Linked DNA regions of Mus musculus: region 2 is linked to region 1. A link is a loop called in an ENCODE intact Hi-C map of the cell type or tissue named here. Cell type or tissue: left cerebral cortex. All regions are shown on one strand. Each heading gives the region's core, and the rest is flanking DNA. Links, peaks and the distances in the headings are about the cores only. Region 1 overlaps Arhgap32 (Rho GTPase activating protein 32). Region 2 holds the start of Gm31408 (a long non-coding RNA gene).

Evidence for each region. Hi-C counts contacts between places; a loop is a spot of excess contacts. Peaks named below come from ENCODE experiments on the same cell type or tissue, not always from the same donor. Only the 100,000 strongest peaks of a DNase experiment are listed, where the experiment ranks them.
Region 2: a loop joins it to region 1, with 3 times the contacts of the local background. A loop is called at or near these places in 3 of 42 quality-filtered maps.

Annotation. Positions count from the first base shown.
Region 1 is chr9:32,256,310-32,271,793 of GRCm38, forward strand. Arhgap32 (Rho GTPase activating protein 32) reads left to right here. Exons shown (of 23, transcript NM_001370958.1): 22 at 404-1,389; 23 at 2,593-8,456. The coding sequence ends at 4,839. Among named protein-coding and RNA genes, the nearest start is that of Kcnj5, 80 kb to the right of the region's middle. In left cerebral cortex, for the core only: a CTCF peak has its summit at 8,785; DNase peaks (open chromatin) are centred at 8,965, 11,305, 11,971, 12,573 and 1 more place.
Region 2 is chr9:31,552,039-31,567,522 of GRCm38, forward strand. Gm31408 (a long non-coding RNA gene) reads left to right here and starts at 7,660. Exons shown (of 4, transcript XR_379214.3): 1 at 7,660-7,871; 2 at 12,651-12,815. In left cerebral cortex, for the core only: a CTCF peak has its summit at 7,607 (motif pointing right); DNase peaks (open chromatin) are centred at 7,661 and 8,038; H3K4me3 peaks cover 529 bases; H3K27ac peaks cover 746 bases.

The sequences.
Region 1 (15,484 bases), core at 4,904-12,903:
TTTTTGCACAACTGTGTAGCTCTTGATTCTGTTTTCTCTTCTAATGCATATTCTATTCTAGCCTTACAAGTTGACAAGCCAGTGTAGCAGTACCATCACAGTCTGAGCACTGGAAGCTTGTGCTCTAAGTGACCTTTTCTAAGTCAGTGGAGGCCTGCTTCCCTCCACCCTCTGTAGCAGTTCAAGAGGACTGGCAGCCTTTAACACTGTGGTAGTTTCCCTTTCAACCAGATGTGGTTTCAGCAGCATTTGCATGTGGGATAGAAGATCATGGATTGCAATTTTGAAATATGGAAGGCATATTTTTATGTTTTTAGTGATCACATGGGGAGTGTTTGGCTTTCCGTATAGGGTAACATAAGCTACCTTTTCATTCTAATTTTTTTTCCCAATTTCCCACTAGGAGCAGTTACCCATGACCCCCCTCAGGATCCCGTTCCTGTCAGTTCAGTCTCTCTTATCCCACCACCACCGCCTCCGAAAAATGTCGCCCGAATGTTGGCACTAGCGTTAGCTGAGTCTGCACAGCAAGCCTCAAGTCAGACACTGAAGAGACCAGGGGCTTCCCAGGCTGGGTGCACTAGTTATGGAGACACGGCAGTCGTTCCATCTGAAGAGAAGCTGCCTAGTTCCTACTCTAGCCTTACTCTAGATAAAACCTGTTTCCAAACGGACCGGCCAGCAGAGCAGTTCCACCCGCAGATCAATGGACTCGGAAACTGTAACCAGCCTCTCCCTGAGGCAGCAGCTATGGGAGGTCCCACCCAGTCCAACACAACTGACTCTGGGGAGCAACTCCACCAAGTAGACTTAATAGGGAATTCGCTACATCGAAACCATATATCTGGGGATCCAGAAAAGGCTAGAAGCACTTCAGCTCCCTTAACAGACTCAGAGAAGTCTGATGATCATGGAAGTTTCCCTGAAGACCACGCTGGGAAGAGCAGCGTGTCCACTGTCTCCTTTTTGGAGCAGGACCAGTCTCCACTCCATTTCTCCTGTGGAGATCAGCCCCTCTCTTACCTTGGTACCAGTGTGGATAAACCCCACCATTCCTCAGAACTTACAGACAAATCTCCCATGCCTTCTACTTTGCCTAGGGACAAAGCCCACCACCCTCTCTCTGGGTCCCCTGAAGAGAATTCCAGCACAGCCACCATGGCTTACATGATGGCAACTCCAGCAAGAGCGGAACCGAGCAACAGCGAGGCCAGCAGGGTCCTGGCTGAGCAGCCCTCGGCTGCTGATTTTGTGGCTGCCACCCTTCAGCGCACGCACAGAACTAATCGGCCCCTCCCTCCACCTCCTTCCCAGAGGCCTGCAGAGCAGCCACCAGTTGTGGGGCAGGTACAAGAAGCACCAAGTATAGGATTAAATAATTCCCACAAGGTAAGCTAGAGAGGAAGTCAGTGAAGTAGTATACTTTTCCCAAGGTATGCCATTCGGTAGGATGTATTATCTTTTAGTCAGATGCGTGTCAGTCAGGTGGCAGATTTCCATGGAATCTGCCATTTGAAGCAGGCGGTCTCTGCCTGTGCCTGGCTATTGGCTTTGTGTAATGACAGAGCAGCCCCTGGTGACTGCAGCTTAACTATCCTTGCTGCTTCTCCTTCCTTCCTGAAGCACTGAGCTCTTTCACGGGGACACACTGACAGAATGAGGCAGAGGGAGCCCAGGGCTGCAGTAGTGATTGTCTTTTCCAGCTGCCTCACTGTTCAGGTGACTGAGAGTGAGTCATGTGACCACCTTGTGACTACCCAACCCTTGATGTCTGTATTGAAGGTACTTCATCTCCAGGGCTTTCAGAGGTCTAAGGAGTGATGATATCTGGAGTTCTTGTTATTTCCCTGCTGTGAGCAGCTGTGTTGCATAGTTCAAATGCCTGCGTTGGGGGGGTGGGAGTGCTAGATACAGAGTGCCAAAGAGTTTTCCTAATTCCTACAGGTTTTGTGGTAACCTTAACCAAAAGGAGTTAAAATTCTGGCCCTTCCTGGAGGGTACTAGCTGTAGAACTTACCTCTCAGGGACAACATATTTTATCTGTGGGCCCACTGACAGGATGGACAAAACGCAGAGGCAGTAAGCCCTCACATGCTGCCACTGCAGACAAGTCACTTTGAAACTCTTCCCTGTATCTGGAAGTTTAAAACTGCTTGCTACATGGAACTGAGTCACTCTGAAACTCCTGCCAGCTGATAAAATCAGCTGCTTTCATTAAATAAAATCTTCTTGGTGCTGAGACCAATAGGTAGGATGTTTATTTTTTTTAGGCCCAGCACTGGTTTTTTTGCCTAATCCTGTCATTGGTTCTGCACATTAAGATACCATTGTAGGCAGTCTCTCTTCACATTTCAACCCTAGCAGGAGTTAGCAAACACTACACATGTCTCCATAGGTAATAGCGTACTGTGTAGACACACACATACTCTTTTTTGGGGGGCTATGGGTCAGGTTCAGTGTAACTGAAGAGCTTGGACAAAGTTTGAGCTGTCACCCAAATAGCCTGGGTTTGCCCCTTATAAATGTATTAGCATTTAGCTTTGAGGGGTTGGTGTTAAACAACAGACTCTTAACATCGCTGTCTTCCCACAGGTCCAGGGAACGGCTCCAGCTCCCGAGAGGCCACCTGAGTCTCGGGCCATGGGTGACCCCGCACCCATCTTCCTCAGTGATGGCACTGCTGCTGCCCAGTGTCCCATGGGCGCCTCTGCTCCTCAGCCTGGACTGCCTGAGAAGGTTCGGGAAAGCAGCAGGGCTCCACCACTCCACTTACGTGCTGAGTCTTTTCCTGGCCATTCCTGTGGCTTTGCTGCCCCAGTTCCCCCAACACGGACAATGGAGAGCAAGATGGCTGCTGCCTTGCACTCCAGCGCTGCAGATGCCACCAGCAGTTCAAATTACCACTCCTTTGTCCCTTCGTCAGCCTCAGTGGATGATGTGATGCCCGTGCCACTCCCCGTCTCACAGCCTAAGCATGCTTCTCAGAAGATAGCCTATTCCTCCTTTGCTAGGCCTGATGTCACCGCAGAGCCCTTTGGTCCAGAAAACTGTTTGCATTTCAATATGACTCCAAACTGCCAGTTTCGCCCCCAGAGTGTTCCTCCACACCACAATAAGTTGGAGCCACATCAGGTATATGGTGCCCGGTCAGAGCCACCAGCCTCCATGGGTCCTCGTTATAACACCTATGTGGCGCCGGGAAGAAACATGTCTGGACACCACTCCAAGCCGTGTAGTCGGGTTGAGTATGTCTCTTCTCTGGGCTCCTCGGTTAGGAATCCTTGTTGCCCTGAAGACATTCTACCTTACCCTACCATCCGGAGGGTACAGTCCCTCCATGCACCCCCACCTTCCATGATCCGCTCTGTTCCCATTTCACGGACAGAAGTTCCCCCAGATGATGAACCAGCCTACTGCCCAAGACCAGTCTACCAGTATAAGCCATACCAGTCCTCCCAGGCCCGCTCAGACTATCACGTAACTCAGCTTCAGCCTTACTTTGAGAATGGACGGGTCCATTATCGCTATAGTCCGTACTCCAGCTCCTCCAGCTCCTATTACAGTCCTGAGGGGGCCTTGTGTGATGTCGATGCCTATGGCACAGTCCAGCTGCGGCCCCTCCACCGCCTGTCCAGTCGGGACTTTGCTTTCTACAATCCAAGGCTACAAGGAAAGAACGTGTACAACTATGCTGGTTTGCCTCCACGCCCACGGGCCAATGCAACTGGCTATTTCTCTGGTAATGACCATAATGTAGTCACTATGCCCCCCACTGCTGACGGAAAGCACACCTACACCTCATGGGACCTTGAGGACATGGAAAAATACCGCATGCAGTCCATCCGCCGAGAGAGCCGAGCACGGCAGAAGGTAAAAGGGCCTATCATGTCGCAGTATGACAACATGACACCAGCTGTGCAAGAAGACTTGGGAGGGATCTATGTCATCCATCTGCGCAGCAAATCAGATCCTGGGAAAACTGGACTTCTCTCTGTGGCAGAGGGGAAAGAGGGACGGCACCCAGCCAAGGCTGTCAGTCCTGAGGGGGACGAGCGTTTCTACAGGAAGCACCCAGAGTCCGAATTTGACAGAGCCCACCATCATGGAGGGTATGGCAGCACACAGGCAGAAAAGCCATCCCTCCCGCAGAAGCAAAGCAGCCTTAGGAACAGAAAGCTTCACGATATGGGTTGTAGCCTCCCAGAGCACAGGGCGCATCAGGAAGCAAGCCATAGGCAATTATGTGAATCAAAAAATGGACCACCTTATCCCCAGGGAGCTGGCCAGTTAGATTATGGGTCCAAAGGGATGCCAGACACTTCTGAGCCAAGCAACTACCATAACTCTGGGAAATATATGACATCAGGGCAGGGGTCTCTAACCCTGAACCACAAGGAAGTGAGGCTTCCCAAAGATCTGGACAGACCTCGAGCCAGGCAGCCACCTGGCCCTGAGAAACACTCCAGAGACTGCTACAAGGAGGAGGAACACTTCTCTCAGTCTATGGTCCCACCCCCCAAACCAGAGAGGAGTCACAGCCTAAAACTTCACCATACCCAGAACCTGGAGAGGGACCCCAGCGTGCTATACCAGTATCAGACACACAGCAAGCGCCAGAGCAGCATGACTGTTGTGTCCCAGTATGATAACCTGGAGGATTACCACTCCCTGCCCCAGCACCAGCGAGGAGGCTTTGGAGGGGCGGGCATGGGGGCCTATGTGCCCTCTGGCTTTGTCCATCCACAGAGCAGGACATACGCCACAGCATTGGGTCAGGGGGCCTTCCTGCCCACAGAGTTGTCCTTGCCACATCCCGACACGCAGATCCATGCAGAATGAGCCCCGGGAGCAATAGAGTTGAAGCAGCCTCTGCTGGACAGTGGACTGTTCTATTTTTTTTCCAATAACCAAAAAGATTTAAGAAAGAAAAAAAAGCTACAAACCCCTTGGCCACATGAAAGAAGTATAATAAAAGCAAATCACCACCTTCCCCTCCCACTCATTACCGCCTTATCCATCACAGGCTGTGCTGTTTGTCCTTACAGAGAGCTGGATGATGTAAAGTGCTGTGCTGAAAGCCTAGTAAAGAAGTTCTCGCCGGCCGTAGACCCTACTTGCTCTATAGGGCTGATCTCTAGGACCCCAAGGACTGCCTTTAACCCACTGAATTTAACTTTGCCCTTCCTTCTTAGCACTTGCAACCTAGCTCAGAGCAGTTTGCCTCTATTTCCTGGTGGGCTTCCGCATTTCTTGTTGTGTTCCCACTCCCCTGTCCAGGGCCGTGTAGCCTGCCCAGGTGGACTCTCCACTCTTTTCTGCTTTCATTATCCCTCTCCACAAAGGAGTCTAGTATTCTAAATTAGAGAGGAGAAAAACTCCCTGATCCTTGAGCTACGTCACTTAGACTGCTAGTGGATTAAAAGGTAAAGGAATTAGGATTTTCAGCATTTAGTGCCACATCACTGTAAGTAGCAGGTCCAATGTGAGCCATATTCCGCACTGTCAATAATTGTTCTCTTGACAGGGTGGGAGCTCCTAAGGAGCTTTCTTTGAAAGATGAAGTTCATATGTATTGTCAGTGAACTCTGCTAACATAGAGCATCAGTAGTGCTTCCAGTGTGCTACCAGCCTGCATGGCCCACAACAAGATCCGCACACTTTAGTGCCAGTACAGAATCATCCACAGTGTTCTCCTTAAGAAAGGACAGCGTGTCTAACTACAGAAATCCGTTTTCTAGGGATAGAAATGTACACACTATTATGTTTCTGACCTAGAGTACAGATCCCCTGGGAATTTGTAGGATCCCTAGAAGTTGTCTGTTAGGCAACTGTACATTGTTCGTTGTTCCTCAGTACACAGTCCGTCTCATCCACTGGCATTCTGGGGGTCGCGTGGTTTGGCTCCCCTCATTGTGCGGTCACAGGCTTGCTGCATTTGTCACCGACACCAGCATTTCAGAATAGTTCTTTCTAACTCTCTAGACGTGTTAAACATGTGAATGCCCAGGACTTTGTTTTGAAAGTTGCATTCCTTACTGGGTTTGGGATGTGGCACCTCTGGCCCAGCTTCCCTCTGGTTTTCTCGGCCCATCTCACCCTAGACAGTGGAGACTGGTCAGGCAGTCCTGTGTTTAGATTGAGTTAGATTGGCATTTCATTCCATAAATCATGATGATACTTGAGTTTTGTACATTTGTATCTTTTAAATACTCCGTAGGAGACACAGGAGATTTCATTCCATTTACTGGATGGTTGCTGCTCTGGCTTTTTTGGATTAGAGTATCTTTTATTTAGAGCAAAGGAAGAAATCTTTCAAGAGGCTAAAGTCCTGCTGCTGTGACTGCTGTGAATTTGTGAAAGATTAGGTTTATGGCAGTCTTTGTAATTAAATCATATAGTTGCATTTTAAGGTTATATATTTAGAATTAAAGTTTTAAGAACATGCTCATATTTGGAGATAGTCTACGAGGTTTTCTTTATTTCCCAGATTGACCAGAGAGTAACAATGAAGTCCAAAGCAGATATCTGGAAACACCAATACATGCAAAGGTCTATGAGAACTTGGGCATCTGCATTAAAAGTGCAGACCTGACTATCAGAGTGTCCGGAAACCTGATGGGTGCCGCCACGTGGCATACAGATGTGTAGATGTGTTGGCAGACACCTTTTTTAAAATTTTTTTGTAGCCTTAGTCATCTTTTTTGTCAAGGAGGCAACTCATTGGCCTCTGGAAGACTACACCAGCCCTGAACACTATCCTTAGCAGCACAGATGGAGGGATAGAGGCCAGTGCCACAGTGAGTGAGACAAGTTGCTTCTGTAACTTCAGGCCTTGCCTGAAGAGAAGTGCTACAAGGTCCAGGCCAATTTTGATATTTGTGGATTAGTTTGTCACACGTAGTGTTTGCTCCTGAAACTAAAGTCTCTTTTATAAATACTAAGGTTGATTCCTTAGAACAACTTCTTTATTAATAACATCCTTTGGGTTCAGAAATGTCAGAAAAAGTATTTTAAAGATAGAATCATAATTCAGATTATTGGTATAATTATGAAAACAAACTTTAGATGAAGTCTAAAGTGATTTACTGTATGTAGCACCAGCCTTAACTTTGGATTCAGCTATTGAACAGCTTTGCCCACATGTTTCTCTAATTCTGTGGGGGCAGAAATCGGATGGCAAATCACTGTGAGCCAGGTTACCTCAGTGTCGTCCGCCTCGTGTGTGACCTCACAAACACAGGAACTGAATGTTATTTTCAAGTGTTGGCATGGAGCGTTATGGTCATGGAAGTGGAACTGCCTTACACATTAAACATAATCTCACCCCACTAGAACTTTTTCAGCCATGTCTCCAGATTTTAGCTTTTGGGCGAAATTCCACGGTTTGGTTAGATTGAAGTAGATGTTCCTAGATAGCAGTCTAGGAGCTCAGCTAGAAGCTCCAGGGGCATCCATCATGTTCTTACTATTACTAATAAATCTAATCTGAGCCTTATTTCTTACTGAGTTCAGTTTCTTTTAAAACATACATTTATGTATTTTAAATGCTGTTTGGAGAAGTCCCTGAGACAGTTCCAAGGGCAGGGCCTGCACATTTCTTACAATGGTAAAACAGTTTTTAAAATGTAGGGTCAGGTTTAAAAAAAAAATCCCAAGACTAATTCTGTGCAGAGGAGGGACGTGGAAGGTGAGCAGAGCAGGAGAGCCGGTTGTCAGTTTGGAAGCAGCAGTGAATTCAGAGAAGGTTCCTGTAAAGTCCATTTCTCTGTTCCAGCCCTATTGGTCACCCATTCAGTATGATGGCAAAGTGTCACCTGAGCAGAGAGTGCAAGAAAGTAATAAAGAAAGCTGAAGTATGTCAGAAAGTTACTTCCAAATGGTTAGAGGCATGTGATCGTCAGTACTGTGTGTTACGGAAATGTCAAGAATGAAGTATTTTAATGTATGCAAGATAATGTTGGTGTGCACAGAGGGTCTTTTCCTTATCTGATTAGTACTGTTAATGTTCAGAGATTTAAAAAAAAATGATTGTTTTTACAGTTTAGATTCTGAGATAGCGAAACCTGATTTTCAACCATGCCCTGCATGAGAGACGCATCCTAGGAAGTCTTAGATCATACCTTTGAGTTCTTTAATTTATAGAGTGTTTTTTATGTTTTAATATTTTTGTGAACTGGTGTAAATTGTTAATGCATATAAGCTTGTGTATTTTTGTAAATAGTTTTGTGATTTACTTCTTGCCCCCTGTGTAAATATTTACAGTCTCATTTCTTCCAAACTTATTTGAAACTGAGTTGTGGGTTTGGGGTTTTGTTTGTTTCCTTGTTTGTTTGGCTGGGGTGGGTGGGTGGGGGAAAAGGGATTTTTGTACTTGAGATGGAGATATCTTGTGGTTTAAAGCAAATGTCCCACTGAAAGCAATTCCAATATCAACAGAATTATTTCAGGTTAAAGCAGACTTTGTGTATGTGTTTCCTTTTTGATGAAGTATGGATTAAGATGAACTAGATGGGAGTTGTGATGGAGTGTTTGGATTAGGTGTTCATATCACATGGCCTGTTAGGTCATACCGTGTGTCCACTGAGCTATAGTGTGCTATCTGGCTACATTCCTCTCAGCTCACACACTCATCTTTAGAGCATAGGCCTTCTATCTGTTCTGGAACATCTAAGCAGACAGTGTCCTAGGGCTTCTCTAACGGATCTGCTGTCTTCTGCTGCCTGGTACCCAGAATGCAGTCCTCAGGAAACTCAACTGGCTTCAAAGAATCCTCCAAAGGGGGCGTTGGAATGAAAAACACATGCCTTCAGATACTTACAACACATCTCAGACATCCTGTTTTCAGAGTGAAGTAGCCAGAAAATAACCAGCCTTCTAGACTCAGTTCCCTGTGGCAAAGCTGGGCATGGCACACCCAGTGGAAGCAGGCTTTCAGTGAAGTGGCTTGCTGTAGATGTGAGTCATGCAGTTGTCTAACTGGCCGATGCCATTTCACTGTCAGCAAGAGTTGGGAGAAAGGGGACCTTAATAGCTAACTCCCAGAGATGAGTCTTCTCCTGTGGGCTGTAAGTTCAAATCATTTTTGAGAGCCTGGTGGAGCTCTGTCCCTTCTGCCCAGCACTGAGGAGTTTCCTGTATGGTCTGGGTGCCCCTGGCAATCCACTCATGCTGTGTATGCTGGAACAACCCTGCTCCAAATGAAGCAGACCTGAGTAGTGTTTCCATGGAAAAAGGTCAACAGAGATGACAGAAAGACAGGCTGGACGCTCACACTGCATGTTCTTAGTGTCTGTCATTCCAATTATTTTATTACCAAGTTTCCTTGGTACTGATGAAAATGCAGGACTTACCTCACCAAAATGTATGTCTGTCAGGACTTGATGGTAAATTGCAGTGTCAGTGTTTGAATTTGTAGTCATTTGTGTTGCTCTATAAAAAGGTAGTTTACTGTGCTGCTAATTACTCACTGCAGAAGAACCCAGTGTATGTGCAAGCACCAATATTAAGACCCTTGGTCATACTTTTCCATGTTGTGAGAACATGCCTCCTAAAAAAAACAAGACTTAATTTTTCTATTTTAAATATCATTGCTTCATATTCTCTCTCTCTCCCCCCCCCTCTCTCTCTCTCTGTGTGTGTGTGTGTGTGTGTGTGTGTGTGTGTGCATATGTACGTACCACAGCGCATCACAGGTATAGAGGAGGTCAGTTCTTTGCTTCAGTCTTGGGAATTCCAGGGGTCAAGCTTGTCAGACCTGACAGCAAACTCTTAGCCTGCTAAGACATCTGAGCAGCCCTATTTTAAACTATAAACTATGGTTCTGGTATACTTCAAAACAAATTATTCCACTATGATGCAGTGGTAAGTTTGGGATCCCTTAAGACAGTTGGAATCTGAAATGTCCCGATGTTTGTAAAGGCAAAGGGCTTTAGTCGCCAGCTGTGGCACTTCACTATTGAGTGGTGGTGAATGAAGTCTTGAAGAGATGGGGCCAAGTGGGAGGAAGTTTGGAATGTGAGGGTGCCATGTGGTTGGAGACTCTGCATTGCCCCTGTTCATGGATAGAAAAATCCTAGATAGTGACTAGAGGTGGGCTAAGCGAACAGGCAAAACTCTGATGTTCATGGACCGTACAGCCCGACTAAACAGTTGAGTCCCAGGTTCAGTGAGAATGTCTCAAAAGGTGGAGAGTGACCCAAGAAAGCACCTATCACTGACCTCTGACCTCTGACTTACACACATGCCCACATACATCCTAGTCCATAAAGAACATTTGACACCCACATTTAAGAACAAGGATTTTGCAGATTCATTCAACTAATGTTTTTATACACATCAATTAAAAGAAAAAGCCTGAAGTTTCTCAGCTAGTAGTTCCCAAAATGTCTGACCCATAATAATCACCTAGAAAGCAGGAGCGACTAGGGTTGTGACCACATAGGTCTGGAGTCAGCCTCAGGAACCTAGAGTGTTGGTGGCCTCTCAGTGGGGTTCTGGGGTCAAGGCTGAGTGCTGATGAAGGCAGCCTAGTTCATAGGTTGACTCTCATTACAGGAACTTGGGTCTAGTTCATTTAACGCTATCACTTCTTGGCTTACACCTTGGTTTCCCATCGCTTTAGGAATACTGAGTGCTAGAGTTTAGACTTGAGATGTTCTCTAAAGGCCCACATGTACTTGGTCTCCAGCCTACTTTCTTATTAGTCAGTGGTGGGACCTTTAAGAAATGGGCCTTTATGGAAGGAAGTTCACTAGGAATGTTTGAGAAGAGTATTGGGATACCTGCTCTTCTTTTTGCTACCTGGCCACCAGTGAGACTAACAGACTTCTTCACCCACACAATCCCATCATGGTGTACTATGGTGCTACAGCCCCATGTCTAGATGGGAATAGTAATGTGTAGTAGCTACCAACAGTTTCGGTAAGGACTGAGTTACACGTGCCTCCTTAAAAGGCATAGTTGGAGAGCAAGTGACAAATGGGCCAGAGTTCACCAAAACAGTGAAACGCCACACAGCCACTAAAAGGAGGAGCATCCTATGCTAACAGTTGCTTGTGAGGCTTTAATTCATTTCAGTTGTATTCATTTACAGTTTATTTTATGTCAGTCATAAAAGAAAGAGACTGCTGTGCTGTGCTGTGCTCAATGGGTGAAGTGCTGGCTGCACAAACCCGAGGCCCCCAGTCTGCATCCCCAGCACCCGTGTAAAAAGCTGTGCATGCAGGGAGTTCCTGTAATCCTCACGGAGGGAGGAGGCAGGAAGATTCACAGAGGCATTGCCTGGTTAACCAGTCTAACCAAAATTGTAAGCTCCAGGATCGATGGGAGATCCTGTCTCAGAAAACGAGGCGGAGAGTGATAGATCAATCTAATGTTAGTTTCAGGCCTCCACATACACCCACATAGACAGGCATATATGCGTACACACACACACAGATGCAATTCAAAAGGAAGAGCCAAGTGGTGGTATAATCCTGAAATTCAAGAGCTTGAGAAGCAGAAACAGGTAAATCTCTGAGTCTAAGGCCAGGTTAGTCTACAGAGTAAACATTAGGCCCAGCAGAGCTATATACTAAGACCCTGTCTGTAAATTAAGTAAGTAAGTAAGTAAGTAAGTAAGCAAGTAAAATTATTGCTGTTATTTTTGCATGGCTAATAAACTTTTTAAGAAAGGGGTTCTGGTGTTAGATGTCAAGGCATAATTTAGTAAAGAGACATCACATTGAGTCTCTAAACAATATAATTGCTTACTACAAGGTCTTAATAAATGCCAAAAATACTTTTTTTTAAAAAAAAAAAAAGCTTTCCAGTGAAACCTTTATTTCCTTATTGATCATGCGACTCTTGAACAGTGTCCACGTTCTGTGTCAGAGCTGTGTTTTCTGTATCTGAAAACGGTCCCAGGGACCTCAGAGCCATGACTTTTTTTTTTCTGCAGGCATCTGTGTGGTTGTACTCCATTTTTGGATCCATTGCTCATAGGCTCACCAGTCATAACACAAGACAGAATGAGTTTGTGGATTGCTGGGCAAAAAATGCTAGGGAGAAAAGTGTGTCTGTGTGTATGTAAACATGCTAGAAAGAGATGGCTCTGCCTTCCTCTCCATACTGAGTTAATAAAACTTGGTGAATGATTAGCGTGTTTCCTATTATCCTTAGATGTGCATATATTCTTCCAGATTTTACCAGAGTTAATAACGAGTGCTTGTCCAAAGAACAGTATGCACTAATAGTGTTGAAAGTGCTAACAGCACTAACAGCTTAGTGATCAGTTCGTATGTACAAAGCTGTCTTAAATATCTTGCATACATTAGTATTAACTCATCAATCTTTCTGATCAGTTTTGTGAGCTGGAATTCTTCAGCACTATGAACACAAAGGAGCTGAGACCAGATAGTGTAAATAATATACCTGGACTCATTCAACTGACGTTCAATGGGAGTCAACCCTAGGTTTTTGAGTCCAGGGCCTGCAGTTTTTCTCTATCTCACGTCTGGCCCAATGTGTGTCTTCAAACACCAGGAAACCATGATACAGGAGTGCCTGGGTGACTGATGCTACTGGTAACTGCAGGGAATACCATCCCTACCCCTGAGTTAACATAAACTAGGTTTTTGCAATAAGTAATGGCATCAAAATCTCAGTGTCTTTAACACACATGCACTCATACACACGAGTGTGTGCACATGTACGCACACACACAGAGGCTTCTTTTTTGCTGTGGATGCCAGTGATTGGGTAAAAGTTCCCCGTGCAGGCCCTAATCCCTTATATCTACTTTCATCCTTGGAATCATAATTCCTGAGCCAGGGTGTAAGGAGCTGAATGTGGGAGAACATGGTGTGAGTCGTTAAAATGAAACTTGCCCTGATGAAAATAGCAGAATGGGAAAAGTGCTTGCCATGCAAGTGTGAGAATTTAATTCTGAATACATAGAACTCATATACAGCACATCTGTAATCCCAGAGCTTCTATGGCAAGATTAACTGAGACAGGAGAATATCCAGAAGGCCATGGACCAGCTAGCCTGGTATATGCAAGAGCGAAGAACAGAGACCATGTCCTAAACTAGGTGGAAGTCAAGGATCAGCACCCAACATTGTCCTCTGACTTTCATAAGCATGTTGTGCTAGACATGTGACCACACATATGTACAAATGCATCCCACAAGCAAAGTAAGGTGAGCCATTCTTGTTCCCATTCGTTGGGAATGTACCCTGGGAAGGTCACTAGACCTTGAGCTTGGCACAACACATGGCTCTGTCACCTTTCATCCAATTCCACTCGACTCATCCTCCCACTGAATTCTGGAACTGGAAACACAACATCATGCAGAACACTGTTTTGACATCCTGCTAGCAAAGACCAGTGATTAAAACCCAAGACAGCCTACAGGAGTAATAAGGCTTTGAGAAAGAAAAAAAAAGAGGCAGAATAGGTTAGAGATAGCAATGTATTCACCAGTGTTGTTGCTCATGGTGGTTCCCTCTCCCTCCCTCTCCCTCTCCCCCCCTCCCCCTCCCCCCTCCCCCTCTCTCTCACACTTTTGCACTGGCTCAAACCCAGTTTCTGGGGGCTGGAGAGATGGTTCAGCAGTTAAGAGTTCTAGCTGCTCTTCCAGTGAGCACACATGTGGTGGTTCACAACAAAAGTGCCAGGGCAGCCAATACTTTCTTCTGGTTTCCTCAAGCACGTCATACATGTAGGAAAAACATCCATACACATTAGAAAAGAAGGTCAGCCTTATATTTACAGCTTTCTGACCATATACTGGAGGTAGAGGGGCCTTTGGAAGTGACAATGATGTCTTCCTCCAGCCCCGGGGAAATGGAGGAAAGCGTAGCAAATCTTTCCTGAGAGTTGGCCTGAAAGCCAAGTGTGACCACCTTCCCTCTGGCATGTCACTGCAGTCTCATGGGCCCCGTTGCTCTTCCATAAACATGTCAGTTTACTTCCACTCAGTCTTAGCACAGGTTCAAACCCAGATGTTCAGTTCCTTGCTCTTTCATTTCATCATTGCCTTGGAAATGGCTTCCTCAGTCATCCTATCTAAAATGCTCTACTGCACTCTCAAACCCTGATTGGCTATTATCTCAATTTATGTATTATCTTACTCATCTGGAATGTGGACTCTAGAAGGCAGGACTTCTGTCTCCTGTTCCTTTTAGTATTCCATTCTAGTGCTTTAAGCAGTAGTCTGGTATAGTCCCTACAATTATTGGAAGTATGATCAGGTCCATTGCAAAGCATTAAGAAGATGCTCAAGAGTCCTTCATCTTGGCCAGGTGGGAGACAGCAGACCATTGTCCATGGAAAGAATGAATCTTGTTTGTTTTGTGTCCATGTGCTATCAAGAGCTCATCATAAAACTGAATGGAGTGTCTGGAAAGTTAGAAAGACAGGTTGCTTGGAGGTGAGACAGACCTTCTCTCAATACACACCCCCTACAAATCATTTCTGAATATAGACAGTGAAGAGGAAAAAGATCTCTTTTTTTTCCCTAGGCATAGCAACTTCGAGAGAAGAACAAAACAAAACAAAACAAAACAAAACAAAACAAAACAAAACAGGGCTTAGATAGTTTCAGCAAACATAAAACCAATATGCCAAGAAATGACGACATTTAGATAAATGAGAATTAGTTCCTGAATGATCTACTTTATCAGAGCTCCATTGGTGCTGCACCTTGTGAGGTAAATCTCCAGGTACCCCAAGACCTACAAGAAATTTCTGAAAGTTATTGTCCTGACTGTGGTTCATAGTTTCCTGGAACTGCTAGCAAGTCCGTTACTGTCCTTATAAGTTCTTCGTAATACTGCTTACTTAATTGTGGTGGGAAATTGGTCTCTTCTATTAGCACTTATAACTATTAGGAGGCTGAAAGGTATGATTTTCTGACTCTTCAAAGAAGCTAAACATGCAAGGAGTGGCTTCCACGAAGCCAGGAAAAGGCTCCCAATACTGAGCTCAGAATCACAGGTGAGTGGGCCAGGACAGTGCCTGGTTCTATTACAGTTTAAAGGTTATCTTAGTTCTCTGGACTGAGTCCCACTTTAGTTTAGAGAATGTGGCTGACTGTGTCCAGAAAAGTTTAGAGAATGTGGCTGACTGTGGTCCAGACAGGTTTCCTACCTTCATGCCTCCTCCATCCCTTAGCAGCACACTCAGCTCCCCTGTGACCCCCACCCCAGGAAAAATAGACTTGAGAAGGTGGGATATGCTATTCATGGTGTATATACAGCTCTTAGAACAAAAGGATTGTGCCTTTGTATGAGGGACGACCCTCAATGGTAGAAGCAATCAGACGTGTCTTTTCAAACTGCGGTTATTGCTCAGGGACACAGTGCTTACCGGCAGCATACACAGGCCACAGAGGTAGCTTCTTGTCCAGCAAGGGTGTTGTAGGAGAGACTAAAACACTAACTGGGTAACTGAATCAAACTTTTCATGCCTCCTACATCTCATGGGATGTGTAGAATCCTAG
Region 2 (15,484 bases), core at 3,497-11,496, 710 kb before region 1:
AAGAAGCTCTGTTGCTTCTGTCACCCATGTGCTCTCCTGTGTAGACTGGTCTCAGTGATCCCAAGATTCTGGGTGTTCTAGGGCCTGCCTTTGTCCTTTGTCCCTGTTCCTGCTAGCACAAGACCCTCTGGGTTTTATGGAACAGATGTTGCATTCCACTCACCAGTGATCTCAAGATCCTGGGTGTACTAGGGTGCCTGCAGTGTGAAGAGTACTCTGAGGACCTTGGGACCCTCCACTGAGTTCTCACCCAAGATGGCACAGGGCTTGGGCTGGCTGGAACAAACCCCAGCCACTGGTTAGGCAGGTGTCCTTTGTCCCTGTTCCTGCTAGCAAAAGACTTTCTGGGTTTTTTGGGAACAGATGTTGTGTTTCACTCAGCATCTGTCTTTATATGTGACTTGATGGCTTCTCTTGCAGCTTTCTATGCACTTTTTAAATTTAACTATACTATGGGTCAGGTGTGTTATTTTCTGGTTTTATTTCTTTTGTGTTTCATATTCTTCCTGTATCTGGATGGGCATTTAAAATCTATATTTGGAAATTTATCTGCTATGATTTTGTTAAAAATGTTCTCTATTTCTTTAGCATAGCATTATTCTCCACTTATGCCCATGGCTTAAAGATTTGGTTTTTCATATTGTCCCATAGACCTTGAATGTTCCATTTGTACCTTCTTATTAATTTGTTTTGCTATCGACTTATTATTCCAATTCCCTTACCTAGTCCTCAAGGCTTGCTGTTCGGCTTTCCCTGTCACCCATTTTGTGGGAGAGGCTTTCATGAGCTTTTTATTTGACTTGTTGAATTTTTACTCCCAGGATCTCCTTGTTTAGTTATGCTTTCATATCTCTTTGTGTAGACTTCTTTATTTCATTCAGTTGTATGTGAGAAAGAGAGGGAAGAGAGGTTGAGAAAGAGGGGAAACAGGGAGGAGAGGAGAGGGGAGAGAGAGGATAAAGGAGAGGGAGGAAAGGGGAGAGAGAATATGAGAGAGAGAGAGAGAGAGAGAGAGAGAGAGAGCGCTCTTCTTAACCCAGAAGCTCTCTATTTCAGCAGACTGAGCAGCCCAAGCCTCTCAGGCACACCCCCTCCCCCCCAGGGATGGACTTAAGAGGCAGGAGCTGAAACTCCTGCTCTTGTAGAGTTATAGGAATCCAAACACAGGCTCTCATGCTTCTACAGCAAGCACCTCATTCGCAGAAACATGCCACATCCCTATGCCCTGAATTTTAAAAAAAGTTTTCTTTTAGTGGGAGTGGTGTGCTGTGTGCTAGAGGGGCTGGGCAATAGTAGAGTTTCCACCACCTCCTCCTCTGCTGGCTTGATGTGGTACCACAGTCTATTCAGTACTCCTCTCAGAGCAGAACACTGGCCAGGATCCCAGATGCCCATCATAGCTCTGGACTTTCCTTTGTGATGTTGGACCATCAATGCTGGTCAGACCTTGGGTGGTTCTTTGCGGGCTGTGTTGTAAACACTATTCTTGCCTGCAGGCTTTCCTTTAGGAGGCTTGATTACAGAAGCTAGTCTGGACTGTGGGAGGTGCTTCTCAGATCCAGTTGCATATGCAGGCATCCACACCCCTGGGGACTTCTTCAAAAGAAGGAGTCCAGTTCTGAATCCTAGTCCAGCCCTTGTGAGATCCTTCCTAGGATCTGGTGTGCTGCTCAGAACCTGTGTTTATGTCCCCTGTAGACGCTGGCTATGATTACATTGCCACCTTTCTGAATACTGTACATTCTGATTCAAAGTTTCATCCCTATTGTCTAGAGGTGTGCTGTTGGCCAGATTTCAGAATATGGGCCCCTGACAGTCTGAATTTCCCATGAGTGTGGTTCACAGACCTTCTTGTGTCACTGAACCAGCAAACCAGAAGCTTTGTCGTTGTTCTTTGCTTCTTGAGGTAGGGTCCCACCATATAGCTCTCGCTGGCCCGGAACTTGCTATGTAGATCAGGCTGGCTTTGAACTCATACAGAGATCTGTCTCAGCAAGTGTCTTTAAAAAGTTTCTACGATTAAAGCTGGTCACAGTGGTGCATACCTTTAATCCCAGCACTGAGATCAAAGTTGGATCTCTGTGAGTTCAAGGCCAGCCTGGTCTACAAATCAAGTCTAGGATAGTTAGGGCTCTGCTACACGGAGAAAGCCAGTTTTGAAAAGCCAAAACCAAACCAGACCAGACCAAACCAAACCAAACCAAACCAAACCAAACCAACCAAACCAAACCAAAAGGAAAAAAAAATGTTCCTCTGTTGAATTTACTGCAGCATCTCCACATGTTCTCTGTAGTAACTAATGTGCTAATTTACATCCCAACACACACACACACACACACACACACACACACACACACACACACACACACTTGCGTGTATACCTGTGACAGCCAGAAGAAGGTGTGAGGTTCCCTGGAGCTAGAGATGCAGGTGGTTGAGAGCCTTCCAAAGTGTGTGCTAGGAACTGAACTCAGGTCCTCTACTAAACCACTGAGCCATCTTGCCAGCTTCTAGATTAAAATATTTTTCATAACCTGCCCAGTCCAGTTAGGGCTGCCTATATTGGGCAACCTACCAATGTCTGTTCCCCAGGAAAAGTGGCCACCTCTCCCTCAGCAGCCCTCAGCAGCCCTCAGCTGCCATGGGTGCTGTAGCTAGGGGTGGGGGTTGGGAATTTTCCCCCTCCATGGTAGAATTTTAAAAGTTATTTTATTTATTTTAAAACTTTATGTATTTAATGTATGAGTGCTCTGCTGCATGTACACCCACATGCCAGAAGAGGGCATCAGATCCCCTGATATGTTCGTGAGCCACCATGTGGTTACTGGGATTTGAACTCAGGACCTCTGGAAGAGCAACCAGTCCTCTTAACTGCTGCACTATCTCTCTAGTCCCTATTCATTTACTTTAATTTTATTTGCATGGACATTTTGCACACAGGTATCCTGGTGCATGCCTGGTACCTGCCCGTAAAGAGTATCTGACCCCTTAGAAGGAAGTGACAGATGGTCGTGAGCTGCCATGTAGGTGCTGGGCATTGAACCCAGGTCCTCTGAAATAGCAGCCAGTGATTGTAACTGCTGAGCCATCTATCCAGCCACCTTCATGATGGGAGTTTTAGCTCTTTGGATCCCGTGGAGGTCTTGTGTGGGCAGCCACCTCTGCTGTGAGTTCATGTAGCAGCCATGCCATGTGCAGAGGCTAGCCTGTCTCAGCACTCCTCCTTAGCCTCCATCCTGCACTTTCTGCTCCCCTTTCCTGAAAGGGGATAGAGCTGATATTATTGTTCCATTTATGGCTGAGTACTAGCAATGTCATACCACATTGCACCAGTAGAACATCTTGTCTGGCAGGTCATTATTGGAGCGTGAAGGATCCAGTGCTGGGTAGTCACCTATGTGGGCTGCCATGTGGGTGTTGGGAATCAAACCCAGGTCCTCTGAAACAGCAACTGGGGCTTTTAGCTACAGAGCCATCCCTCCAACCCCAAGAAAATGCTCTTTAAACGACATAAAAAAAAACACCATTAATATTCCCAACAACCCACACCTTTATCTATCCCTTCCCTGCCTCTCCCCCCACTACCCTACTTCATACTCCTTCACTCACTACCCCTGCCCCAAGGCTTCCCTCCAACCTACGCTCACCTCCCAGCCTTTCTCCTCCTTCCGGGTTCCCTGCACCAACACTGAGTACATAGCTGAAACAGCTCAGGTCTTGGGTCCTCTAAACTCCTTCAACTCGGTCTCTCATGACTTCCTACCTGCCCCAAGCTCCTGAAAGACCCGGGTCTTATGTGTTTAGCCTGGAATATGTGTGAAAAATTAGGGAACTAGTAAAGAACTGGTGGGAGTACGTTCAGGGAGTAGGGATAGTAGACTACAGGATAGTAGACTACAGGTGAGGTTGCAGGAAGAGGGGGAGAATGTTGGAGACAGGAAGGCTCAAGCAGGTAGTGGTGTGATGGGGATCCAGGAACAGGGGGGTAGGGAAGGCTTAGCCAAATGAAGGGTTCATGAAGAAGCTACCTGGAAATCTGTCATTATTAAGTCAAGTTAGAAACGTAATAAAAGGCGATAGTGGATCACATGATATGAAAGACTAGGGGTGCAGAATACGGGGAGCTAGCCAGGCAGTGGTGGCACACGCCTTTAATCCCAGCACTTGGGAGGCAGAGGCAGGCGAATTTCTGAGTTCGAGGCCAGCCTGGTCTACAAAGTGAGTTCTAGGACAGCCAGGGCTATATGGAGAAACCCTGTCTCAAAAGTACCAAAAAAAAAAAAAAAAAAAAAAAAAACACCAAAAAACCAACCAAACAAACAAACAAAAAAACCCACCACCACCACCACCACCACCAAAAAAACAAAACCAAAACCAAAACCAAAACAAAAAACAACCAACCAACCAACCAAACCAAACCAAACCAAACCAAAACAGAAAAAGAAAAAAAAAAAAAAAGATGGCAGACAAGTGTAGGGAGTGGACGTGAGGGACGTGGTGATCTGGATTCCGTCTCATCAGGTGACCTCCTACTACTGTTAGCAGCTTCATAGGTGGTCACAGTATCACAGGTTCACTGTCTTTTATACCCTGTTCTCTTGCAGAGTCTCGAGCCTGTCTGAAGTCTGTAAGCAGTGTTTCTGGGACCCCTGGGGGAACATTTTTCATGCTGTGTGTCAGAATGCACAGCTCTTGGGCACCAGTGCTGTGTCACTCTATGGGTGTGTGGAGCCTCTGGCTCACTGAGGTTACAGTCTGCGAATGGAGTTCCCGGGAAGAGGTATGCCTGTCCTGGAAGGCCAGACAAGCTGAGGCTTCCATTCTGCCATGGGCTCTGCATGCAGTCAACTTGTATTTCTGTTTAAAGAGCTCTGGCAGAACATTCCCTGACTCCCCTAGCAAAGACACAGAGCGTATCACCAACATGCCATACCTGGAATTCCTGCATGGTATTCGGCCTCAATTTAAGCACAGATTCCTGTTTCATCTGAAGCCTGGCTGGCCCTCCTGGGAAAAGAGCTAGCCTATCTCTGGCCCTTGTCTATCTTACCTGCCTTTTGCCTCACTGCCAAGGCCTGTCCTTGCCAACCTGTAGTGCTAATTACTCTCTTATCAGATGGCTAAGAAGAGCCGTTTCTAGTTTCCTCCTTTTAGGAGCTATGCTTTTCAAGCTACACCGAAGACAAACACCATGTCTTGAAGTTCCAAGGCTAATAAGGGAAAAGCAACCCCATCTTCTTAGGCCATGGACCCTGCCCCAGATGCGCCAGCTCCCATTCCCAGAGAGCAGCTTATCTGCCCAGAATCCTCAGGTGTTTCTAGTTTGATTTCTATTGCTGTGACAAATACTATGGCCAAAAATAATAGGGAAGAAAGAATCTATTTGGCTTACACTTCCAGTTTATAGTTGGTCATTGAGGAAAGTTGGGGGAACCTGATAGAAGGCTCATTCACAGGCTGTGTTTCTGTTTCTTTAAAGAAAGATTAATTTGTTTGCATTGAGTGCATGTGTGTGTATGTGTGTTTATGTGTGTTTATATGTGTGTCTGTGTGTATATGTGTATATGTGTGTTTATATGTGTGTGTATGTGTGTTTATGTGTATGTGTGTTTGTATGTGTGTATATGTGTGTGTATGTGTGTATATGTGTGTTTATATGTGTGTGTATTTGTGTTTATATGTGTGTGTGTGTGACCACATAAGTGCCTGGTGACTGTAGAGGCCAGAAAAAGTCATCAGATCCCCTGAAGCTGGAGCTAAGGGCAGTTGTGAGATGTCCAGTAAGGGTCCTGGACACTAAACTCAGTCCTCTGTAAGAGTAGCAAGTAGCCTTAACCTCTGAGCCATGTCTTCAGTTCCTTAGTTAGCTGTCTTGTCACTCCCAGGGCCATCTGCCTAGGGGTGTAACTGTTTATAGTGGGCTGGGAATCCTGTATAAATTTGTAATTATGACAACCCCAGTCCCCAGATGTGCTCACAGGCCATTCTGATCTATGGAATTCCTCTATGGAGCCTTTCTTCTCAGATGAATTTAGCTTATGTCAAGCTGACAATCAAAGTGAATGAGGGCACCAGGAGTCAACCCCCTCTAGACTGGTGTGTTGAATAAAGATGCAGTATCGATACACCCAGAGAAACAGAAGCAGTAAAGCATCTATATGTACATGTTCAGTTGCCCCTTTGCTTCTGTGGCTCTGGAGTCAACAGACCATGGACCCGAAGTATTTGAAATAAATCATATTTGTATTGAACATGCACAGCCTGCTCTCCTTGCCGTTATCCTCTAAACGATTCAGTGTAAAAACTACTTAATAGCATTTACACTGTATTAGGTGTTGTATTACAGTACAAGACTATCTGATAGCATTCGCATTGCATTAGATAATTCAGAGATGAAGTTCATGGGAAGCAGGCACAGACCGCATGCAACCAACAGAAGGGACCTGAGCGTCTCTGGATTTGGGTAACCATATTGGTAGAGGGTCCTGGGACTAATTTCTCCTTCATATTGATGGATGGCTCTGTGTGGTTTGAGTGTGTGTGTGTGTCAAAATATTTTGAGAACTTGGCTTCCAAATTTGTCGGGGTGAGAGTCAGGGTGGACTCTAGGGAGGGCTGATCTTGCAGATGGAGTCTGGAGGCTACCCGGGAGGAGAATACTCTGCCTTGAGGCAGGACCTGCAGCTGTTCTTGCAGAAGACCAGGGTTCAGTTCCGCTCCCACATGGTAGCTCACAGCCATCCTTAACACCAGTCTCAGTACCGGTATCACACACCCTCCTCTGGCCTCTGCAGGCACCAGCCACACATACAGTGCCCATCCATACATGCAGCTAAGACGAGTCTCATGCACAGAAACCAAGAATAATTAACATATTATTATTATTATTATTATTATTATTATTAGATTGCAGAAGGTTCTGTAATGGCCTGTAGTCCTCACTAAGGGAAGGGTAACCATCCATAGCTTGTGCAGCAACTATATGACAGAAGTTTGTTTCAAGGCCTTGTGCCCAAGGGGCAGATCATCTTTTGGAGGAGGGTCGGACTCAATCATTCTACAGAGAGGAAAGGATACTTTTCAAAAAAAATACTTTACAGAGTTCTTGTTTTTCATTTGACAAACCCATGTCAGAAATAGTTCACAGCTTCAACAACACCCACTCCCCATTTCTGGGTGAATTTTTTGTTGTTGTAATTTAAAGCCTATTTATTATACCAACTTACTTTATAATATTTGATTTTATCTTATGTGTATTATTTTATTTAAGCTTTGGTTCAGTACTGTAAGTAAACACAAAACCTTCTTTACAGATAAAAAAAAAATCCCCAAAGTTTTGCCGTATTAACTTTCCTAAGCTCAAAAAGTTACGACCAGATTTCAGTCGTTTAACTTGAGAATCCACGTTTTGTTCGTGGCTACGCGAGGTTCGACGTTTATACCTCAGTATGAGACGGAACACACATTATTAAAGAGTTGCGTTTTATTTTCACCCTTGTTTTGTTTCACAGGTACTTAATGAAAGGGAGCAAATTGAATTTCGTTGGCAAGGCTGCAATATGTTATGAACTGTAGATGGTGCTGTTTACACACTTTTGTAATGGGAAACACCTCCTATGACCACCAGGGGGTGCTTGTTGCGCCGGAATAATTAGTTGCTACATCTTGAAGGACCAGGAAATGAAAGCCAGCATATTCCTTCCTCTGTACAGGCGCACACAGCTTCATCTCCCGGGACTCCAAACAGCTAGGTTCCTAAGCGCGTAGGTTTAGTCCACGAGGCACTTCTTACAGCCTGTGCTTGGCTCTCCTGCAGCAGCCAGTGGGAAGCGCAAGAGAGCCTTCATCCCTTCATTCCCTGGTCCTCTGAGGTATGTCTTTGATCCCACACACCCCAGTTCAAGATCATTTCACAATGGTATCATATCCTAGCTTCTTAGTCTTTTTCCATTCTCAGAGGTGAGAGAGGGTGCCAGACCTTGGAAAAGCAGGCATGAAGGGCGTTCCGAAGAAGCTAAGCACAATGAACAACGGGGGCGTCTCCACTCCACCCTGGGATTTGTCTGTCAGTGCAAGACTGCAGCTGAGATGCAGAGATGTAGCCTCTGAACACGCCATCCAGGGCTAGCATGAATTGCTCGCATTGTTTAGATAAACGTGGGATACAGTATGCTAAGCGAAGTAAATTAGCAACAGAAAGTCATAGCTTGCTTGAATCCACTTACCTCAGTGAGGTGTAGGCTGCACTGGCCTCAGTGGACGCTGGAAGCCTATGAAACGAAACGTAAAATTCAGGACATTTTCCCTAAAGCTGTCTTCCATCTGGGTCTGGGTGGAGATAGGCTGAGAGCATCCTCCTTTTTCAAGCCACTCTAGCTAGGAGCCAGGGAGTATGCAGGAGGCCCTCTATTTACCTCCATAGGTATGTGACCAGGAAGCTAATTTCCCAAGGGCAAGAGAAAAGAAGTGGGGGAAATTCTTCAAACAGGAATAGATGTGAACTGGGTCAGAGTAAGTCTGTTTGAATGCTAGAGAAGGATTGCTGAATGGAGAAGAGTCTACACAAGCGCTACCTTTTAAATAGGCTTATTGCAGTGTAACTGATATAAAAACTTGCACATAGTTCTGTGAGCTTGGACATTTGTTACATATGAACCATCTCTGCAGTCAAGGTAAATGCCACGTCCACCATCTCCCCAAGTTCCCTTATGCTTGTCATTTTTGTGTGTGTGATAAAAACACTAAGATGAGATCCACTCTTTTAACATGTTTTTGAGTGCACAGGACCATATCTTAAAACCTTAGGCATTACAGGTGGACAGATATCCAGCCCTTACCCATCTTCTGTAACTGTATACAACCTTACACTTGTTGGTAAGTCCCCACTTCCGTTTTCCAAAGGCTCCAGTGGCCACGATTTTATTTTCTGCTTTCACATGATGGACAGCCAGAGACACCTTCCATAAACCGAGTCCCATAGCCACTGTCCTCCATGGCTAAATCACATCGTATAGCAGACGTGTCACGCGTGATAGGATTTCTTTCCAGAATATACCTGTCCAGGTCTCTGCCCCTTTTGTAGAGAGATTGAAGAAGGGCAGGAAGGAGGAAAACGCAATAGTCACAGACTCGCTCTCTGACACCTTTTGAAGCATGTGTGGACCCTGACAACATCCTGGGCTATAGAGCCAGAAGAACAGAGTACTGGCAGGTAGCTTCAGTGCTCACTGGGGCTGCTTCTCAGTCATGGAGTGTGGGCAGGAAAGCCAACCCTGTAAGTTTGTTGAGAATACCTTACTGTACTGTACTATACTATACTATTCTGCTACAGAGTGGATATGGATATATACCTTCACTTCAAAGTCACATCTGTCCCATGCATCTGAAACTTATACTGTATGCACTTATTCTTCTGTCATCTGGCTAGATCTGCCTACAAATTCTCTTTTCCCCAAGGCTCGCTCACCTTAACATTTGTCTTTAGTACACAACTGAAGAGCAAAACCTAGCCCACAGCAGACACACCTCACTCCACGGGTATTTGCTGAGTGGGGTGGAGGGAGGATAAAAACGCACATCATTTCATATTTTTGAGCTGTATTGACATCTTATTAGAATAAAGCAATTGGTTTGACTCCTTTCTGTTTTACACACACACACACACACACACACACACACACACACACATGCACACACACGGTTGCTATTTAATAAAACCATCCCTCCTTTCCCTACCAGAAGTTCTACTGGCGTTGTGTGTTTCAAACACTCTTCGTCCCATCCTTCTTTTTCCCTCTTACTATTTTTGTCTGCCTTCTTCGTCTGGAGGCAGGGTTTAGTCATATGGTCCAGGCTTGTCTTGAACTCATGACCCCCCTGCATTACCTTCCCCAGTGCTGGGGTTATAGACACATCCCACCACACCTACCAACAGGTTGATTCTTGCAGAGTGGTGGATTCGGGTGACTTCGGTTGCATTTGTAGGTCTGAGATTCTGGTACCTCAAATATCTTCTTTTAAGTTAGCGCTGCAAAAAATGTCAAAACAAGCTTTCAGTGAGAAGGGACACAGACAGCGGGATACTTAACGTGGGGTGCTTAGCTTGCCTAGGTCACAGAGAGTTCTCTTGTCAAGTGGGTTCACAGCTTGCCTGGAGGTCCACCCCAACAAGCAATTCGAAAGCTCAGGCTTTCTGGTCTGGGGATATACTCCATGGGCACATGCACACTTCCTATCTGTCTCACACCTTTTTCCAATTCATGCAGTGGCAGAGGAAAACTTGTACTAACTTGTCAGTAACGGGGGTGGGTGGGGTGGGGGACACAGAGCTGAGCTCAGTGGCAGGCAGACTGTCCTCATGGTGGCTGGGCCATGAGAACAGACTTGGGTAGAGTGTCTTTCTTTTTGAAAGTAAGTGTCCGTGTTCTTCCCCTGAGATTTTTTGTCCCCATTACTTTTTACTCACAAGGGACAGCTTTCCCTCTGCAGCAGTCGGACACATGGCAGAGCATGGGCTGGAAGTTTACTGGGTTCAAATCCTGGCCTTGACTTTTGGCTGAGGCATGACATTAAGAAGTTCACTTTATGCCCGCAGTTAAATCACCTCTTTTGTAACACAGGTCACCTCAAGAGATGGTTGTGAAATGAGATAAGTGGCTCGGGTGCTTCCAACAGCACTTGGCAGTTTTAGGCAAGAGCTCAGCCATCAGGGAGTTGCTGGTCACCTCTGCTTCTCCTCTCCCAGCCTTTGATACAGTTTCTATTTATCTTAAGAGCATGGAGATCTACTGCTGTCACAGTGATACCCAGGGAGATACTGACCAAGATGAGGTATGGTCTCTGTTCTCAAGGATTTGTGATAAGATGTGGAGCCAGAGGCCAAATGCTTAAGCTAAAGAAGAAGGTAGACTGGGGCAGCATGGGATGCTACGTCAGCACCTTAGAGCATGGCGGGCAGCGGCCAGCTAGAGAAGGAAGGTACCGAGAAAAAGTCAGAACTTGATGTGCCACCAAAAGGAGGCGGGATGTGGAGGACAGATTTACGACTTTTCCACCCTGGCCCGCTTTTACTTCTGTGTCAATATGGCAAGCACAGCTTCTACCACTGAGCTCCAGGGTGTGTCTCATAGGTAGATCCTGTGTGAGCTTAGGCCATCACTACCCTTTTAACTGCAAGCAAAGAGGCCAAGGGTCAGGGGCTGTCTCATTCTACTGAGTAACTCTTGCCAGAGCAAATGTAGGATGGCTTCCCCTTCCCCAAGTCTGCAATGCCTCTTCTGTCCCATAGCTGCAGAGGACTTGAGTGAGGTTAAACTCCATTCCCCGGAGCTGGTCTTGCCTCTCCTCAGAAGTCTATGAAGTACAAGGCACTATACATATGCCAGCCTGATAGCAAATAGACACTTGTCTCCAGACCTCAGAGAGAGAGGATTGGTACTTCAGAAGACACACCACTGTTGTATATTGTTGTATGGGACTTCCCCTGGGGATACCCAACACATACATTTACTTACCTAAATAGGGAGCTCGTGACAGACCGAGGTACTGAAGTCCAGCTTGGTCAACCAATGAGTTTTATTGGGGTCACGTAGAAAAGTATGGGCGAGGGCTTACTTACAAGGAGCAGAAATGATTCAGACAGCTGCATCGCCAAGGCCCACCCCAGCATGGGTGACAACTCACACAGCTGGGACCCTGGAGCACACTGAGGACTTTACAGGCAGCTCAACAGGTTGGAGAGGGCTCTTTCCAGGTGCCTCAGCTGGCCGAGCCTCTTCCAGGAAGACACTCTGATCTTGGTTTCTTCTCGAAAGTTGGGCTGGTCTCTGCTTCTCCAGATGGGTCTGGGATTGGCCGAGAGTGACTCTCAATAATCTCTACTGTTTACATATCTGGTTGGGGTAGTGAATCTGGTCAGTTTCAGGGACTTCCTGAAGCTGTTTTGAGATGTTAACCTTTTGTCTTGAAGAACTTCCCTTTAGACTGAGTGTTTCAATCTTGGGAGAAACTGCTCCAGGGTATGCACCCCACTGCCATAAACACACAGCCCTGGAATTTTCTTCTCTTGGCTCTGCCTTTAGCTTTGAAGTGGGCTCAAGCAAAGTGGAGTGAATTTAGATGCCTTTTATAGGTTTTGGCCTCACTGGTACAGTATGGAACCAGGGCAGAGGCTCTGTGGGCTCATACTTGATGGCTTAGAGAAGTTTCCTGGGATAGGACCTTGTACTTTGCAGTTCCGAGTTAGCGGGCTTTGAAAGGGCCAAGCAAGTGCGTGATTTCAGTGAGAAACTGATGGAGAGACAGGAGCCAAGGATGATATCTGTCCCATGACTTTCCTAGGGGGGTATAAAGAAATATCTATTTGCCCTAGATAGGAGAGTACTGACAGACTAAAGAAAGAACAGACTAAAGAAAGCACAGCTTAGTAAACCAATGAGTTATTGGAATAACTTTAAAGAGGATGAGTGTCTCAAAGCCTCCATACCACAAGAAGTGCTGTGAGCAATGTATGGGTATCCACCACTGAAGAGTCTCCTGTGTGACATATGGGTAGCTAGCTATACAACTAAGGAGTCCTCCTGGGTGATGTCTGGGAAGCTACACTACTGGAGAGTTCAACCATAGTGATTGTCTGCCTCTTTGTAACCTAGGAGAAGGAAGGAATATGTGGGGATTTTGTGAAGGCTTTGGAGCCCTGACTCTGATCCTGAGAGACTTACGCAGGTCATCCAAGCTGCTCGGATTCAGGAAGGCCACGGTCAAGCCCTTCCCGGAGGAAACAGCTACCCAACAGCACCTGAAGCAGGGGTGGGCAGGTAGGCGTGTCTCACTCATGATCTTACCGGGGAGGATATAAAATTGAGGAAACCCACTGCCACCACAGGCTCACAAATGCCTAGGCAGAGAATTTAAGCTCGGCCGACAGGAGACTTCCAACCCACTGTAGGATGTTGAAGCTGCTGTTCTTAAGGAAAGATAACATTGAACCAACCTGCTCTACTCAGACCATGTTCATTTTGATTGAGATTTGGCTATAGGGATTCTGTGTATAATTCTATCTGAAAGTTGGCTACTTTTAAAGGAAGTTGGAGAAAGTCGCTAACCCAGAGACAAAGCCTCAGACCTTGGCAGCCCTCAGGCTCCCCGGGGAGCCAGCATGCTCGGAGCTGTGTTTGGACGTGGTCAGTCAGCCAGCCTGTGCATGTCTTCCGGCTCTCCGTGTCCTTTTCTCACTTTAAGCCTGTTGCTCTTTCAGTTTTGATTCAGATTCATTTGAAACTTGCAGGAGAACTTTGAAGCTTTCTTTGCAAAAGTGCACTCAGGCACGTTCAATCTCAGTGGAAACCACCCGGACACTTGGTGTTCCTGCCTCTTTTAATTAATTAATTAATTTATTTTTTGTTGAAGTCTCTGCAGTACCCCTGGTCGTGTTCTTTCAACACCCCTCAGCTAGACTCTGAGCTGCTTGAGTGCAGTATGGTAGAATGCAGATTTTCTGTTCATTTTCAGTATCTGCTCCTCTGTATTTCTGTAATATCGCTGTGTCAGCAGAGTTCACACAATTTTAAGCATTCTTTGCATGTGGATCCTGGACTTTCCTGATAAGAACACGAGGTCGGGTATAGGGTTTTCCACATGGGGCATCATGGTAATGTTTGGGGTTTGGATTATAGAGCATTTGATATTTTGGAATTTTGTGTTGGGGCTTCTCAGCATTCCTCTTTCCAACAAATTAACTATTTCAATCTGGGCCGCGTGTTGCATAGTTAGACTTGCTAATTCTAAATATGTTCCCATCCCTAGCTTGTGCTACTGCTGAGGTACCTGGCTGCCAGCTCCGGAAAATATATCCTATAGACCATGCACGGCCTCATTTTAGGCTTTCTGTCCCATTAGGTAGAGAGGCCTTCTTACCTGTTTTAGAGTTCATGCTACAGCGTGTGGCTTGGTAGCTTGTGGTGACTCACGATTTGACAACTGCCAATGGCTTGTGGCTTAGATTTCCTTTATCAGAGGAGATCTGAGGAAGGTAATGGAGACAGCGGGCCAGAAAGAAGAGTTCATCCCAAAGCGTTGCTCGATACCGACTCAGTCTCACAAGACATCAAAATAAAGTTTTGAGGAAAAATTAACAGACTGGCAAGAGGACATCTTGGCTGCAAAGGACGTTTTAGCCACACTAGGCTTCAACTCCCCTGGAGTATTTCTTAGAACAACTGCCAGACAGGACCAGTCTCTCGGCAGCTGTCACCCACTTATTAGGGGGACTCTGCAGAGGCCAAGAGAGAGGGAGGGGCACTAAAAATGGGAAAATAAATTCGTGCTTACGGCCAGTGCATTTCTGCGATGCCAAGGTGACTGGCCTACGTCTCCCTCCCGGGCTGGTGTTGGGTGGCTCTGACAAGTGTCCAGAGTGATCCTGGCCCAGCATCTGCTGCCTGATCACCATGGAGATGGCAGCTGCAGCGAAGTCTCCTTTGAGAACACGCCGAGGAGATTTCTAGAACCATTTTGGAAGCATTTGTCTCCACAGTGCTCACTAATCTCCCTTTCATTTGTAATTATTTTATCGCCTTGATTCTGTGCATTGGCACGGGGCCCGCGGCTGATGCTGTTCCTTGCCGGCGTCCACCGGGAGGTGCCCGCGCCCCGCCGTCTGCGTGGAGATGAAAAGGGTGGAAAGAAGACGAACCCAGTGCCCTGGCTTCAAACAGGCCCTGTCTCCCGTGGGCAGCCCGGGGAGGGCCTGGCTGATTGAAGTAGCCGGAATTATGAAGCTCATAGCCTTTGAGGTCAGCCGCCCCATCCCGGCCAAGAATAATTGAACAAATAGTTTATCTGGTGCACCAACAGCTGTAGAGCCGGGCGATTTGAGAGGATTAGGAGAGAGTAGTGAACGGATACTCCCACAGCGCCTCCAAATCCTAACCCTGAGTCTGACCAGCCAAGAACACATGGTGAAGCCCTGACATCACCTTTTAAAGGCCATTTCTCTCCCTTTCCAAGCGACTCTTCTCGGTGCTTTCAAGAATTTTAAGCGGACAAGGCAACTACCTTTGGGGGTCCCCACCGCTGGATCGCATTCACTGGTTCCTTGTAATTACCCCAAACTCATTTCATCTCAGACAGCTCAGATTCACGGGGGTTGGGGGTGGATTCTGGTAGGTCTGGGAGGCAGAGGCTGCTGCCTTTCCTGAAGTCTGTGCTGCTGGCAGCTGTTGTGATGTCTAAGCAGGGCCAGGCCAAGTTCAGGGTAGGATGAAAGGGACATTATTTAGGAGGGCGACGTGTGATGGCGGAGGAAGAGGAAACAGGAATCCCTCCCCGACAGAGAAAAAGTAGCAACTCCAAATGAGTCAAAGGGTTATTTATTTATTAAAGCATATTTAATATAACCTAGTTAGATCAACGGGAAACGAAAGGATATTATTTAGAATTATGCAGAAGTACGCTGGGATGGGTGGCTCACCAGTACAGTATTTTC